2 separate regions of the Homo sapiens genome follow, and region 2 is linked to region 1. The links are chromatin contacts, found by Hi-C or POLR2A ChIA-PET in ENCODE. All regions are on one chromosome and are shown on one strand. The core of a region is the stretch at or near the end of the contact, and the rest is flanking DNA. Distances in the headings are between cores, read along the strand shown. Region 1 holds the start of DCAF10 (DDB1 and CUL4 associated factor 10). Region 2 overlaps SHB (SH2 domain containing adaptor protein B).

Region 1 (2,802 bases), core at 164-2,663:
AGTGCTCAACAAATATACGCCGAATGAGAGAATGAATGAATGAACAACTGAGTAAACAACTAGCAACCGAGAGGCTTGGTGGGGTAAGAATTACATTAACTATGTCACCTCATGGTGGAACTGTGCACATTTTTTCTTTTGATGGCGGACTTGTGTACTGACAAGACAAAGTTTTAAATAGATACGATTTTGGAAAGTTCCCTTTAAAGCAAAGCCATACAATAAATATTTAATCAGCCAAGAAAAAGGCTGTAGTCTAGCCTGGGGACTTCACAAATGACCCAAATCATGAGAGCCACGTCTCTACAGTGTCTTAGTACTGTATCTTCCTTGAGCAAAGGAACGCACTTGCCCCATCATGGCAAGTTCAGGTACAGAGTGCAAGGAATCTACAGCTTTCCTACCCCGACACAGGTTTAGGTAGGAAAACGCGAGCCTAGGATGATGGGGAGAAAGCGGGCATTTATTCAAAATGTATTTACTGAGCACCTACTGTGTACCAGAAAGCCCTAGTTGTGGGCTGGCTCTGACAGGTCCGCTGTGTAGCTTCGGGCATTTCTCCTTCACAGAGCCCAAGTCCTGAAGGCGAGCAAGTGGGGCCCCGCCTGCCTGCCTCAAAAAGCTGGGCTGGGGATTCCAAGGGCGAGAATGCGCTTCAGAAAGTGCCAGGAGGCACGAAGGCCAGCGGCCCCAAACGGCCTCGCTAACCTCGGCCCGGGCGCGGGGAGCGAGCCCAGGACGGCCGTCCGCTGGCAGCAGAGCCGGGCGGAGGCGGGCGCCCGCCCTCCGAGGGGCCGCGCTTACCCGTCGGGCGAGTACTCGAGGTTGAAGACGGCGCCGTGGGTGCGGGTGCTGAGGTACACCGAGTCCGCGGGGTGGATGGAACCGTAGAGGCTAGTCATGGTGCGAAAATTGTCCCGCGCCGGGTCCACGAACAGCCCGCGGCCCAGGCTGCGCTCTTTCAGCCACCCGAACAGCCTAGCGCCAGGGCCGCCCAGGCCCGCGCCGAGGCCGTGTCGGCCCCGGCTCTTGGCCCTGCAGTCTGGCCCGGGCCGCCGGCACGGAGGGGAGGGAGGTGACGGCTCTCCCGGGGCGGAGGCAGTTGAGGACTCCGGAGCTCCAGGCAGCCCTAGCTCTCCGGAGCGCGGGGCCGGGGACAGCGATGGGGCGCCGGGGCGGCGAGGGCTTCGGGCGGGTGGAGGGGGATGGGTCGCATCAGCCCCGGGATGTAGTGGCGAGGGCGGCCCGGTGGCTGCTGCCTGCCCCTCGTGGGGCGTCGGCTCCTCAGCCCCGGCTCCGGCCGATCCGTCCCCTCCAGGGCTATGGGGCCCAAAGGGAAACATGATCAACGCCCCCGCCCCCCGCTCCGGGCCACTGCCCCGCCGGCCGACACCTCAGTGCCCCTGTTCAGCTGCCACTTCCGGCGTGCAGCGGCCTAACCCCACCGGCTGGAAACCCGCGCCGCCCCTCGGCCACCGTCCGCCGGGGACCGGGAAAGCTGAGACACCGCCGGGTTTGGGGCGCCGCAGTCCCGGGAACGGAGGTAGGGAGCGAGTAGTTACCTGTGTGAGCGACTGAGCATCTGGGCACCTGATCTGGGTGGCAGAGTCGGTCTGTAGTTGTCAGTGACCGGTGGCCGCGTGCCTGGGGATGAGTGGCCTGACCAGTCAGTCCTGTGAGGCTGAGTATGTACTGGTGTCTCCACTTTACACTGGGATCAGCGAGGGATTAAGAATTAGTGCATTACGTGCAGGCCACACACAATAGGTGACATGCCACTCTTTTTTTTTTTTTTTTTTTCCGAGATGGAGTCTCGCGCTGTCGCCCAGGCTGGAGTGCAGTGGCGCGATCTCGGCTCACTGCAACCTCCGTCTCCCGGGTTCAAGCAATTCTCTGCCCCAGCCTCCCGAGCAGCTGGGATTACAGGCGCCCACCACCACGCCCGGCTAATTTTTTGTATTTTTTAGTAGAGATAGGGTTTCACCATCTTGGCCTGGCTGGTCTTGAACCTCGTGATCCACCCGCCTCGGCCTCCCGAAGTGCTGGGATTACAGGCATGAGCCACCGCGCCTGGCCAGCATGCCCAACTCTTAAAGGCACAACAAGTTCAGGGTGACCACAGGCAGCTTCTTCCAAAACCTATTTGTCACAAGGCAAAGGAGAGACTGAGAGGAAACAGGTTTGGATGTGCTACCCAAGGAATGGCTGAGATAGCCAGTCTGTGTATCTGGGCTTAAATGAAAGATGGCAAATAGGTGATAGTTACTTTTCTGGGTCAACTTGACTGGGCTAACAGATGCCCAGATAGCCTGGAAAACCATTATTTCTGTGTGTGCCTGTGAGGGTGTTTCCAGGACAGATTAGCATTTGAATCAATAGAAGATCTGCCCTCACCATTGTGGACAGGCATCATCCTATTCATTAAAGACTGAAAAGGAACAAAAAGGCAGAAGGGTGATTTAACTTTCTCTTAAGTTGGTACATCCATCTCCTGCCCTTAGACATCAAAACTCGGTTCTGCGGGCTTTGGACTTGGGGACTCATCGTCAGTTTTCAGGCCTTCAGTCTTGGACCGGGAGTTATACCATTAGCTCCTCTGATTCTCACACCTTCAGACTCAGACTGAATTACACCACCAGATTTCCTGGTTCTCCAGCTTGCAGACTGCAGATCATGGGACTCCTCTACAATGATATGAACCAATTCCCATATTAAATGTTCTCTTATATCTATATCTCCTATTGGTTCTACTTCTCTGGAGACCCCCTGGATGGGTCCAATCTACTGTAGCAGCCTACTTGC
Region 2 (2,700 bases), core at 96-2,595, 150 kb before region 1:
GGGCAACAGAGCGAGACCCTGTCTCAAAAAAAAATAAATAAATACCCAGACTGAGGCATGCTAGAACTCCAGGGGCCTTCTAGCCTGCCCCTACCTCCCCCTCTGTGTATACATGGGCAGGTTAAGGCTCTTGGAAGGTTGAGGCTCCCACCCAGCCAGTGGTAGGCCCAGGATTAGAACACATACCTCCTAGCTTCTAGCCCTGAACTTTTTCTCTCCACACTGTGTTGCCACCCTTACCTTCAATGGCAGGAGGAACTGCAAAAGAGTCTACAGGGTGCACTCCTCCTTTTTACATCCTAGTTTCTCATTTCATCATGCAGCAAATAAGTCCTTGGAAAAACTAAATATAAACTAAATCCTTTCCCCTAAGTGTAAAACTATGTGTAAATTAGATTTATTTTCTAGCTACAGTCGTGTTCTTGCTCCATGTCTGCTTGATACTGTTAGAGTTGGGCGAGGCCTTTCCACTCTTGATGCGGGTTTTCCCAGCCCCTTTGCCCAGAGATTTCCCACCTCCAGTCAGTGGCCAAGTCCCATCCATGCTGCCCCCAAGGTCCCACATCCCTTTCCGTTCTTGCTGCCCCCCAGCACTGTGCAGGGCCGGGCCCTTTATTGCCCCTCCCCTTGGCCATGGTTATCATCTCCCTGCTCTGCCAAATCATCCCTGGGTGCAGGGTCCTGCTCTGCTCTGAAACCTTCAGTGGCTCCACATTACCTCCAGGATAAAGTCCCACCTCCCTAGCCTGCCATTCATTCTGTGAATTGTCTGCAAACTATGTTTTCAGTTTCTAACCGTGTCTCATAACTGGACTAGAATGAGCTTCTCCAGGAACTTGACAAAGCAGGTGCAGGACTTGTGCTGGTGTCCTCAGGTGTCTTGTCTGCTTAAACAAGCAAATGTGCAATAAAGGGTTGTCAGCCCATTGCCTAGATGAGAACATCAGGGCCCAGAGTGGTGCAGAGCCTTGGCAAGGACTCACGGCTCAGAGTGCCCCCAACCTCATGACCCAGACCCCACCCTCTCCCCTCCCCTCTCCTCCACTTACTCTTTGCTCATTCCCACCCTTTGCCTGGTATGGAGTAGGCACACATGAGGCCACAAGACTCACTGACAACCACACATGGTTCGTGAGCCTTCCCTGGTGTGTGTCACGTACTGTATTTGTCTTGGGGATTCTGGTCTTGGCATGGCCGGCAGGGCATACCCTCACAGGAAATTCTCACTCGGTGAGCAGGATGCAGGGTTTTCCGAATGACATCATATGCTGCCCTTTTAAGCAAGTGCTGTCACCTCTGGAGGCTTCTGCCACCTTTGTGAGTGCTCCCAGCCGGTGCTGTGAATCATTTCTCACAGCCATGCAGATCGTCTGACAGGTTTTGCTTATTTCTGATCAAACTGTGCACTTTTAATCAACAAACTGTGACTCACAGATGTTCGGCGTGCGTCCTGACCAGCAGTGGCCAGGTCTGCCTGGGTCAGTCTGGGCCCAGCCTGCCCACTCCCACCCCCAGACTCAGCCTTCATCTCAAGGTGGGAGGGTTGGGCTCTCTTTCCTTTCCCATTCCCACTTGATGGGGCCCCCAGCCAAGTCCAGAGGCATGACTGGCTTTTCCTCCCCCATCGTCTCATCTCCCCACGATTAACTCCCCAAGATGAGTCAGAAGTCCTGACTCATCACCCGAGGGGTTTGCTTAAGGTAAAATCCCATTTCGGTTAGAGCCTGATGACCCCAGTAAAGAGGATCACCTAGTCCCCCACCTGAACTGATGCTGTTCTAGAGTTCAGGAGGCGCCTTCCAGTCTGAACCTCTCCTCCACCCTAGCACAGAGGGAGGTAGGAGGGGAGACCGAGGCACTGGGGTGTGCCCCAGGTCACACGGGGTGGCCATGGATGGGCAGGCACACATCTGCCTAGGTGCTCCTACCACCTGCCTTCCCTCCTGGGACAGCAGAAAGGTGCTCCAGTGCTCAGGGTCTGTCCCCACTGCCTCCTGGAGGCAGCCCCACCTGCACCCCTCTTCCTTCCTCCATCATTACCATCAGTATATGAACGTGTCCCAGTAACAAACTTTGCCAACATAAGTAAAAAAAAAAAACCTTGACTCAACATTCCTCTCAACTGCCCCTGCTGAGAACAGAAACTCCATGAGGGCAGGAACTTGTCTAGGTCACCACTGCATCCCCTGTGCCTAGAACAGTGCCCAGCAGGTAACAGGTGCTGAATAAATAGCTGTTGCGTGAATGAACAGTCTCCAAAGAGCTGCCAGCACTTCTCCCCTCTCTGTCACCTCCCCTTCTCTCTCACCCACCACAGCCAGCCTCCTTTTTCTGCCCCGGTCCCCAGACGACCCCCTCTGTCCTCCGTGGCAGTCACCACAGTTGACCACTCTCCTTCTGGGCCTCTGGGCCTGGTGCTCCTCCTGCCTCCCTGGCCACTCTTCCATCTCCTCTGCTGGCTCCTTGCCTCTGCTTGACCTGAAGGTCTGACTTTCCAGGGCTCAGTCTCCAACTACGTGCTCTCCCTGGGTTGTCTCTCCCAGGATCCTAGTGGTGACTCACAGACATGTAGCATCAGCCCACACCTCTCCCAGAGCTCCTGACTCCTACGTCCAGTTGCTTCCTGGCATCTCCATTTGGCTGACAAGTGGGCATCTCAAACTTAATGTGTTCAAAACTGGGCTCCTGATCTTCTCCTCG

What was found. A loop is a pair of places that touch in the nucleus more often than their neighbours do. ChIA-PET counts read pairs that join two places held with the same protein, here RNA polymerase II (POLR2A). Pooled maps may share reads with other maps.
Region 2: a pooled map shows a loop between it and region 1 (3-fold over the local background). The contact joins the enhancer-like site here to the promoter of DCAF10 in region 1. A Hi-C loop is called at or near these places in 1 of 37 single-sample maps with no recorded cell type and 4 of 50 pooled maps. POLR2A ChIA-PET finds 5 or more read pairs at or near these places in 1 of 52 experiments (IMR-90).

What each region holds. Positions count from the first base shown.
Region 1 is chr9:37,799,408-37,802,209 of GRCh38, reverse strand. It overlaps DCAF10 (DDB1 and CUL4 associated factor 10), which reads right to left and starts at 1,413. Exons shown (of 7, transcript NM_024345.5): 1 at 805-1,413. The coding sequence starts at 1,343. LOC105376037 (a long non-coding RNA gene) reads left to right here and starts at 1,319. Exons shown (of 3, transcript XR_929599.3): 1 at 1,319-1,543. RefSeq lists enhancers at 282-331, 1,283-1,884 and silencers at 642-701, 922-1,441.
Region 2 is chr9:37,952,821-37,955,520 of GRCh38, reverse strand. The region is part of intron 4 of SHB (SH2 domain containing adaptor protein B); the gene reads left to right. Among named protein-coding and RNA genes, the nearest start is that of SLC25A51, 50 kb to the right of the region's middle. RefSeq lists enhancers at 1,105-1,394, 1,605-1,734. Within about 2 kb of position 1,345, at least 11 of the 41 ENCODE cell types and tissues checked have a DNase peak (open chromatin) inside an H3K27ac peak, as active enhancers do; they include IMR-90, where a contact is called at or near this core.